2 separate regions of the Homo sapiens genome follow, and region 2 is linked to region 1. Evidence: read pairs that join two places in POLR2A ChIA-PET (ENCODE). Cell type or tissue: HepG2. All regions are shown on one strand. Each heading gives the region's core, and the rest is flanking DNA. Links, peaks and the distances in the headings are about the cores only.

Region 1 (5,383 bases), core at 233-5,232:
ACGTGTAGAATTTGGAGGAAAGGACTGAAGAAAGATACCGTGATTTAAAAACCTCATCTTCACCCTACACTCCTTGAAATAAGTAGAGAAGCAAAGCTTCTTATGTATAGTAAGAAATATAGATTAAAAGGTGAATAGCAGAAGAGTGGTGGCTTGGAGTTACATTAATTGAAATCAACAAGACCAAATCCTTCCCTGCAAGCACATTTTGATGAGGTAAAACTGGAAGGAGTCCATGGATATTCAGTACTTAAAAAAAAGGCTTGATCATAACAAATGCCAAGAAAAAGAAGAAAGAAAATAAAATGGGGCCGGGCGCAGTGGCTCACGCCTGTAATCCCAGCACTTTGGGAGGCCGAGGTGGGCGGATCACTTTGAGCTCAGGAATTCAAGACTAGCCTGGCCAACATGGTGAAACCCTGTCTCTACTAAAAATACAAAAATTAGGTGGATGTGATGGCATGCATCTGTAGACCCAACTACTCGGGGGGCTGAGGCTGGAGAATCACTTGAGCCCAGGAGGCAGAGGTTGCCGTGAGCCGAGATTGTGCTACTGCACTCCAGCCTGAGTGACAGAGCAAGAGACACAGTCAAAAAAAGAAAGAGGCTGGGCGTGGTGGCTCACACCTGTAATCCCAGCACTTTGGGAGGCCAAGGTGGGCAGATCATGAGGTCAGGAGTTTGAGACCAGCCTGACCAACAAGGTGAAACCCAGTCTCTATTAAAACTACAAAAAGTAACCGGGTGTGGTGGCATGTGCCTGTAACCCCAGCTACTCAGCAGGCTGAAGCAGGAGAATCACTTGAACCTGGGAGGCAGAGGTTGCAGTGAGCCGAGATTGTGCGTGGGTGACAGAGTGAGAGTCTGAGAAAGAAGGAAGGAAGGAAGGAAGGAAGGAAAGAAAGAAAGAAAGAGAAAGAAAGAAAGGAGAAAGACAGAGAGAAAGAAAGAAAGAAATGAAGAAAGAAAGAAAGGGGGAGCAAGACAGAGAGAGAGAGAAATAAAAGAAGAAAGAAAAAAGAAAAAGAAAGGAAGAAAGAAAGAAAAAAGAAAGAAAGAGAGAAAGGAAAAGAAAGAAGAAAGAAAAGGGATTTAGGATGAAAAACTGGTAGTACCAAAGGGTCACTTCATACTTACAGTAGATTTTCTCATGGGATAGCCATTAGAGGTTGGCACTTTAAAAGCAATGTATGAGAGGTGGAAACCAAAACAGAAACTGCCTATCTTGAAGTAAGATGCATTTTAGTCTGATGAAAACCAGCGTCTTCACACCAACAACGTGTGCTGAAAGGATGCACAGCAAGGAGTTGCCTCGTCATTGAATGAGCTCTAAGCAAATGACTTAGGGGACCCAGGCTTCAGTCCTAGCTGTGTCATCTGATCAGTTGCCCAACTTCATGTGAGTTACGTCATCTTTCCCACCGTGATCTCCTCAGTTTCACTATCTGTAGAGTGGGAGATACAATAAACATGCCCCAGGACCACTGTGAAAGTGAAATAATATGAGTCAATGTGCTGTGTTAATTGTAAAATAATATCTAAATCTTGGCTGTTAATATTTTGATCCAATGTTGTTACCTAGCACCAAGATTGAAGAGATAAATCAAACATTAAAAAGAAAACCTAGATTAGTTTTTGCTGTACTGAACATTAAGAAAGGAGGGTTACCTCGAGAGGAGAACCGTATAAAGCTCAATTAAAATGGAAAGGGCACTGCAGTGGACTCTATGATTGGTCAAAATATTAGGCTTTCTTCATTAATCCTTCCTCCTTGGTTTGTCTGGTTAAAATCACACACAGTGGTCTGAAAGTGCAGTGGGCATCAATTAAGATTTAGGTCAGAGCCTCTGAGGTAGCCAGTGATTTAGTTTCTGGGATTAAGGAAGACAAAAGCTTACCGATGGCTGGATGAGAATAACATTCCTTTCTATTGTGATCATCCTACATCAAGGAAATGTTTGAAATTTAGGGAGTCTGTTAAAGTTATTATATGGCCGAGCTTTTGAAAAACACAGCAGCACAAATGTGTTTTATCAGTCTTTACTGTTGGTAAGAATCCTGGAGAAAGGAAATTTGATCAGTCTCCCAATGCAGTTTACTCCAAAATGGATCACTAGTCTAGAGGACCAACTGCATCTATCAGAGTCAGATCTATCTGCCAAGACTCCCCACTTCCCTCACCATCATTCACACATCCTGTGCTTTCTTTGCAAATGATACAGACTGTCATTAGGTTTAGAGTAAGCTGCAATTAGCAAGTCTCTCAACTTCTCTTACAAGGAACTTATTTTTAGTGGAAAGTTTTGTAATGGTTCCTGTCTAATGTTTAACTCTTCCCTGGAGACCAAACTCCCTAGCTCAATCATTGACAGCAGGATTCCAGGAGTGAATGGCATCCCTTTGAACCAACTAGTGACTGTAATTGCTTAAACCTAGCTACTAGCCATTTCGGCACCTTCTACACAGCACCCCTTGCAAATAAGTCCGGCAGAGCTATGGAATTTTGGCCTTTTTGTCTGAACTCTCGGGATTGTATGAGACTGGACCTTGGTTCTTAAAAGGGCTCTTCAGTGTGGTCAGGGCTGGTGATCAAAAGCATCAGTCTCAGCACCTAGTCACATGTGTTTTTCGTGTTTTCGTGGATGAGGCTGGTTCTGTGCTTGCCAAGGTCAAGCAACTCAATTACCCAGGGCCTGCTTGGAAGCTACTGTGCGCAGTCTGGCCCTCAGTGGCTTCTCCCCTTGCCCTTGGGCCCTGATGGCTGTTTGCAAGCTGGGAAGAAGACACCAGGGCTGGGGGGTACCCAGAAACCCAAACAGATGGAGAAAAGTTTCAAAAAGGCAAAACAATGAAGATTTGCTTAATTTACAGATAAAATAAAATAAACATAATTTAATCTATCAACTATATTTATTCCTGTGGTTCTTCATTAGCACAGAAAAATTAAGAATTGTTTATATTTTAAGAGTAATACAATGAATCTTTCTTCTATTCCTGAATGAGTCACACCGAAGTAACTACCACAACTCTTGGATACGCTACTAATCAACACACAATAAAACAAATGATCGCCATGGTTTTCCAACTTTAAACCCACTTGGAAAAAGTTCCATGCTGGTGGGAGCTACACCACCACGTAGCTCCATACGAATTTGTTGACTGATGACTGACACACAGAAGGGTCTACAGAATAATAAAGGAAAGCTAACTTTAAAAAACCCTCCTTCTATTTCATTTGAGTGCTTGTACATATCTGCTTATGTTTATCATCTAGTCATGAAATATCATTTCGGCTTTCTTTACAGAGGTTGGGGTGAATTTAACTGGATCATTTCATGTATCCTATAAGCCTTTGGGTTTTGTTTTTTTCTTGATCTTCTGGAATTCTTTTTTCTGTCAAACCCTACTCATTCTTTACATCCCTTCTCTTTTATGAAAACTCATTCCCTCTCCTCCTCTTCCTCCCACTAGCTAATATGTATTGAGCACTTAATGTGTCAGATACCACTTTAGGTGCTGTGTGTGTGTTGACTCATGTAACATTCAAAATCATCCATTGACTCATAAAACCTTCAAAACCACCGGTGAGGTAGGGCTCTTATTACCTCCTTTGTGCAGATGAGAAACAGAGAAACAGAAAAGTAAAGTAATTTGCTCAATAGCACATGGCAGGTGGGTGGTACAGGTTGGATTTGAACTCAGGCAGTTGGTTCTCTCTTAAGCACTCCAACCTTCTTGAATCTGTCCATTTCCTGAACCCTGATGATCATTTCCCCAACTTATGTTGCTTGATAGTTGCTTTGTGAATGTTCCCATGCTGCAGAGAAAGAATCTCCTTAGAGAGTATGCCATGACTTTCTTACATTGCTTAGAACTTTTTTTTTGCTTTGCCATTTATTTTTATCAATTATTTATTAACAAATTAACAAAACAAGAAAACAAGCCAAAACAAAAATGGTCAAAAGATAAGCCTGACGAGGGGAGAAGAATTATTATTTTTAAGTAAAATAATCTTAAAAACACATTCCTACTGTTAAATTTTATTAGGAACTCCCCATTTCTCCAACCATTGCTCCTGTGTACTACACAACCTGGCATGCATGAGTGATTGTGCACGTGTACACACACAGAGTTTTTAAAATTTGAGCCAGTTTTCAATCACAAAGCAACGTAAACTCATTTTTAAATATCTAAAGACAGACAATGTCTACTGCAGAAAGTGAACCTGTCTTATAAACCCAATCCCAAAACATTTAAAAATATTTGGGAGTCTATATTTTGCTAGACTTTTATTCTACAATGAGATAGATAAAAATGGGCTTGTACTGTATGTTCTTTTGCATTTGTTGCTTTGTATTTGATTCACATCTTTTCATATCTTTGTGTATATCCTCTTTCTTCTTTTTCACCAGTAGCACAGTATTCCAAAGTGTGGATTGCCAAATTGTAATAAGGACCCTACTGATGGACTTTTGGATTGTGTTCATGTTTTCAATATCATGCTCAACTGCATTTCACATAGCCTCAAAAGAAAGAAATCTCTGCTAGGTCGAACTCAAATAGGGAGTGTTGGGCCAAGTGGCTCTTCTGTGCAATTAAGAAAGAAATTACTCAGCAGATAGAAAGTATGACATAGAAGAGGCTAACACTTCTCTAACTGGGTATTCAGGGAATATCATTAGGGATGTCAACTGAGGTATATAAAGAGTCTTTTCCCTAAGGAACATTTCGTTTAATGATGAAATAGACACATCTCTCTGCTAAATCATGCTTGTGGGAACCCAAGGAGGCCAGCCCCTGAATCACAGGCCTGCTTAGAGTAAAACGCTGCACCGAAGCTCTGCTGACGTTTTCCTATGCTGAAGCAAGAAGTGAGGAACATTGTCTTTGAAAAATGCTCTGACCAAAACCATTCTTTGCTCTGCTATGTAGAGTAGAGCTTTGTTTTTCAATCAGGCTGTTATTCAAATGCTGGAGCGGATCCAAATTTGCTTTCCTGAGGAAAAGTCTGCCTTTGCCTACAGCACGCACACACGGCTGGAGGACGGCTCCCACCCCTGTCCTCCCAAGACCTGCATTCCAGTCCAAATGGTTCCCTCACCGACCCACTAGGTGCACAAGGCTCTCCTCAAGCCGCCTTTTCTTCCCCTCACAATCTCCTCATGCTTTTCTGTGTCCTTCCCGTTTTGCAAGGGCCATACCAGCTTCACTTCTGAGCAGGCTTCCCTGCTTACAGAGAGCTTCTTTCCCTGCCTGGTAGCACCCGTCCCTCACGCTCACTGGATGATCCACTCACTGGCTCACTCACTCGTTCCTTCAGCAGATGTCCCTCCAGCACCTCCCATGTGCCAAGAACACAGCAGGGGACAAAATAACGTCCTTC
Region 2 (5,383 bases), core at 317-5,316, 67 kb after region 1:
GGTGTTTTACCTTAGGTTAGCTTCCAAGTCCAGAAACTCTGCAAACTGTAAAAACTGTAGTGATGGATTTATGTGGTTCCCTGACCAATACAGATATTTGTAATAATAATAATAGAGGAAAAGATAGCACAGCCTCAGAATTTTTTCCCTTTACTCAGCTGAAAATTAAACCAGACAGGCAATTACTAAGGTTTTGCCATAATATGTAATATGTGTACACCGCATTTATGGCACATTACATCTTACATGGTTATTATTCTGCATTCTTCATCCAATCATCTTATTCCTTCTGGTATTTTTATGTGGTGAATGACTACAAGCTGAAAGTCAAGTGAGAAAGGCACTGGTACTGCAATAAAACACTGACTCAATAAAGAAGGGGCTATTTAAAATGTGACCACCACTACAGTGGACCACAATTGGGGATGTTGACAGTGAATTCTTGAAGACTGGAAAAGTACTAAGGTATTAAAGCACCATCTGTAATACTATTTTTACTGCTGTGACTCATTCTGTAATTCATTCTACTATCATGCCACAATTATAACTCATTCCTCTTTCTCAAACATCAAGATTCAATAGCTTTTTGAGTGCTTTTGTAATGCTCTCTGCACTTAACTAGAAAAAAAATCAAAAGAAGAGAATTTCATGTTAAAATAGAAATGTGATATTTAAAAAAATTTTTTTTTTAGATCTTGGAGAATGCTATTGTATATTCTGACCTATTATTAGAGGAAAAGGAAACAGTTCTATTAATACTAAGTATAAACTCAGATCTATTTGGAAAGCGCTTTCAACTGATTTTCTAAGTTGTGAGTCACTAGCTGTTTTTGGTGTTTGGTGTCATTTACTGGGAACTAAATTGAATCCTATTTTGGGTGTATCAGCAAAGATATAATGGATTATAGTAAGTCAGGCTTCTGTTCAGAATTTTTTTGTTCTGTTTCAAACAGTGTTTGGTCTATCTTTTCTTTCTTTCTCAATTCCCTAACTTCCTGTATCTTTTCTTTGGGAGCTAATGTTTTGTTTTCTTTCATTCATTTCTTTCATACTTGTTCTAACTTCCCACTTTTCTCTTTTGGAGAATTTAAATTATCACCACTCAGCAGTCTGGATTTTTCATTCTAAAGATAGAGCTCTGCCACTCAGCTGAGCAGGTGGAGGGTACAATTTGACTTCTTACATCTATTCTAAATAGTAGGATTTTAAGAGAGAGGTTTTATATTTTTTCCCCAATGTAAGAGAAAGTAGCCACATGAAGTATATAAGGGCCTAAGTACAACTTATTGGCATAGTAACATATATGTTATCATAATTTATATATGTTATCTATTATAATTACATATTCAACCCTATATTCTGACTTTGAGATCTAAAAATCAGCATGTATATGTTGTGAACTATTATGTTCTGACCCACCAAAGAGTAGTAAATGACAAAGGAATCTGTTGAAATATGCAACTTTTCCATAATTACTAGGTATAGTGAACTAGTTAAACAAAAAATGTAAGATCAATTATTTCCACTCTGTAGCTCGATGTCTAGTCCAAAGTGAGGCTCCAAAGGTCATACTGAATCAAACCACAAGAATAAACACATGATCAAAATGAAATACATAACTGCCTGTTGGAATAGACTTCTCTGGGCTGCTTACTTCTCTCACATTTTGTGAGTATCTTTAGGGCCAGGCTCTTCTCACCCTCTGGGGCATGTTAGTTGAAGACTTATTTTTGTCAACAGATTGTAATATTCTGAAGGCAGTGATTATGTTTCCTATTGCTTAGTGTCCTCTATAGGGCTAAGTGGCAAAGCTCTAAAAGGGCAGATGACCAGGAAATGTTTGCTGAATTGGAAAAATAAAACAAAACAATTCAAAGGAGGTGCTGGTGCTTCTTTACTTTACAATCCCAGACTCAGTTATAGAATGCTGGCCATAATCTCAGCAACCCAAGCTTGCTTTCTTTTTCTTTTCTTTTCTTTTCTTTTTTTTTTTTTTTGAGACGGAGTCTTGCTCTGTCACCCAGGCTGGAGTCCAGTGGCATAATCTCAGCTCATCTCAGCTCACTGCAATCTCTGCCTCCTGGGTTCAAGCCATTCTTCTACCTCAGCCTCCCAAATAGCTGGGATTACAGGCACGCGCCATCATGCCCAGCTAAATTTTTGCATTTTTAATAGAGATCGGGTTTTGCCATGTTGGCCAGACTGGTCTCAAACTCCTGACCTCAGATGATCCACCCGCCTCGGCCTCCAAAAGTGCTAGGATTTACAGGTGTGAGCCACTGTGCCCGGCCCCAGGCTTTATTTCAAGAAAGCATTCTTAAGAAGCTATGAAATGCCTCTGAAAATTCCTTGCAACCTTGGAGTAACTTGATCCGGAGCCTAGACACTTGATTCTAGTCCTTGATTTTCTTATCACTTTCTGTAAACATTGAATAAACTACTGACTCTGCATTGCCTTAGCAAACAGAGTTTGTGTACATACTGCATCATGGGGAGTTAACAAAACCAACTGAATTCACAGTGGCTGCTATGATCAGGACAACTAACGTGGTTGAACTAGAATGGATCTTAGGAAGTCACTTTTCTTTTGCCAGTAACACATGCATTCTTGTGCATGAAGCAATGTATGGCTGACAGCCATCAACTGAATTACTCAACAGCTCCTCTTTGGTGCAATGCACTGTGTTGGACTCTGATACCCTGAATTCTTGATCCTCAAGGCATCGCCAGGACATTGGACTTTAGGTAAGTTAGGAGTTCTTCTTGGCTGTGCTTAGGCATCCAAGGAGCAGTGTGTGGAGAAGCAAAATTCAAACAGGTGTTATAACAAGGAATTCAATTCTGTACAGCGTCAGAATCAAAGTGACTCCCACATCATGATCCAGTTTGAGCACTGCTCCTTGTGGGCTGTTTGGATACTTCCAGGTGATACTAGAACCCCCTGTAGATTCATTGAATGGAAAGAGAAAGGAATTTAGAGATAGCCAAACCTGGCTAAAAATTTTGGCTCCAACAATTACCAACTATGTGAGATTTTGAGCAAGTTGCTTAAACTCTTTGAGCATTAGTCTCCTCATCTACAAATTGGAAATTATGAGTTGTTGTTGTTATTAGATTAAATGGGATTATGCCAAAAAGCTTTTATTATAATTCATGCCATTTAGCAAACATCAAATAAAAGATAACTTTTCCTCTTCTTCCTTTCCCTCTCCCATCTTCTCCTCCTTCTCCTTGCTCTTCTGCTCTTATTCTTATTCTTATCCCTATTCTTCTTATTCTGTGTCTATACTGGGAAAAGTACACCAGCATGGAAGGCTACATCCATCTTGCATAGAATCAGGTGTGAGGAAGACCCTAGTCCTCTTCATGGCCTTGTGTGCATGCACACACTTATATGTAAAGGCAGGAAAAGGGTTTGAGGTAGAAGGGGAAGATGGCACAGATTTTTTGAGGCAGGGATACTATCTCACGCAACACACCACCTGAATAGCCCCCTGCCCAACCAGTTAACACTCCTTGAGCAGGGAGCTGGTGATACGCTGATTTGGTCTAATTGTCATCTCTCTTCAGTCTCTTCAATTCCTGTGCCCTAGGAAGGTATGTGGAAAGAGAGAGGCAGCACTTTACTAATGGATGATTCTGCATTCTCATAAAGACCATTCTCAAGTTCACAGGCTTCAGAGGGGTGCTGCCTCCAACCACGCCTCACCCAACCCTGGTCCCCTTCTGCTCACTCCAGGGGCCCTACCAGATGAGCTTTCTGAGATCCACATGGTCCAAGGCCTTTCTCTTGGCTACTTCATATTCTAAATGCTGGGGCAAGGAACACAGTAGAAATTAAAGATGGGGAACTTGGCAGACAGGAAAAACAATTCCTGTGTACGCCAACAATTTGTAGCTAGGTCACCAAATTTGAGCTGCAAGAAAGAGGTAGATAAACACAAAACTAGACTAAGAACACATTCATCCATTTATTAATCTATTCAATTAGTTAAGATTATTATTATTTAAGTTGTTATTAATCTGTTATTTAGTTAAGATTATCATTTGGCTAAGATTGTTCGCTAAATCCCTATAATTGTAATCCCTGCTGTAACAGACACTGGGCTAAAAGCTGAGGTTGTAATGGTAAACGAATCACATAGAACACCTACACTCATGCATTTATAGTCTGGTCTGGAATCTTATGGCCTTGATGAGTAAACATCCACTTGTCTAATAATATTTCAGCTACTAGTGCCGTGTAACAAATTATCCCCCAAGTTAGCAGCTTACACCAACCTTTGTATGATGCTCATGGCTCTGAAGTTCAGGAATTTGAACAGGGCACAGCATTCCCTAATGTCTGAGGCTCAGCTAGCAAGACTCAATGGCCAGGGGCTGAAATTACCTGGTGGTGTCTCTGTTCACTTGGCTGAGTTCTTGCTGGCTGTTATCTGGGAGCCCTGTTGAGTTGTTGCCAGGAATACCTACATCATGTGACCTCTCCAACAGGATAGCCTTAGGGTAACTGTGTCTCTTAGGTGGCAACTGGCTTCCCCTAGAGCAAGCATCTCAATAGAAACCGGCAAAAGATGCATGGCTTTTTCGGGCCCTGCCTCGAAGATCATTGGCCATCACTTCTGTCACATTGTATTGGTTATTAAGGCTGAATAGACTCCAGGGAAGGAGAATTTGAGTCCTTTAACGTCTGCTGCTTGCAGCTAATAATGAAGGAGAGGCAAGGTAGGAGCACGTGGGATAGGAGATAGAGCTGTGGACATCTGTAGAAAATGCAGTCTGCAAAAATGACAAGTGTTATGGTAGGGGAAGAGAGGGGAATATATGAGGAGCCTTAGTCCTCATTGGCAAAGTCAGTTAAGAAGTTTTCAAAGAAAATGTCCACCTAGCTGAGGACCAGTGGAAATTAACCAAACAAAAATTACATGTAACATAGTATTTTAAGCAGGTGAAACAACATGGGTGAAGGCCAAGGGTCTGTTGAGAGCCTAGGCCATATGTGGAACTGAAATAGTGTCCGTGTAGCTGCCTTATAGGGTATGAGGGTGATATGTAATCAGGGAGGGTGTGATAAAGTTGGTAGAAAGGAGTGTAGCCTAGTGTAGTGAATTCTTATAATTTTATGTTGTCTCAGCATCCATTTGGAATAAAAGTTGGACTTTTTCATACCCAAAATAGGGCTTCATCACCCTTGACATGGTTTCTAGTTCTCTGTCTTCTCAACTCCTCAAAGTGGTTATTCCAGATATTTGCCTTAAATGACCACCTCCTGGTGACCCCCTCCCCATGGGTCAGCTAGATACAACCTGCTTGACTCACCCCACTGACCCCCACACCCCACATGGACTGTGCAGTGACCACCTCTCAGTCACGGCACAACCCC

What was found. Peaks named below come from ENCODE experiments on the same cell type or tissue, not always from the same donor. Only the 100,000 strongest peaks of a DNase experiment are listed, where the experiment ranks them.
Region 2: POLR2A ChIA-PET joins it to region 1 with 12 read pairs; 6 of 35 experiments call an interaction of 5 or more read pairs at or near these places.

The regions. Positions count from the first base shown.
Region 1 is chr6:11,365,399-11,370,781 of GRCh38, forward strand. It overlaps a transcript of NEDD9 not described here. Among named protein-coding and RNA genes, the nearest start is that of NEDD9, 140 kb to the left of the region's middle. RefSeq lists a silencer at 1-12 and enhancers at 4,836-5,337, 5,338-5,383. In HepG2, for the core only: no CTCF peak of the experiment used is centred there; a DNase peak (open chromatin) is centred at 2,463.
Region 2 is chr6:11,432,448-11,437,830 of GRCh38, forward strand. The region is part of intron 1 of LOC105374928 (a long non-coding RNA gene); the gene reads left to right. Among named protein-coding and RNA genes, the nearest start is that of TMEM170B, 100 kb to the right of the region's middle. In HepG2, for the core only: no CTCF peak of the experiment used is centred there; DNase peaks (open chromatin) are centred at 1,564 and 2,554.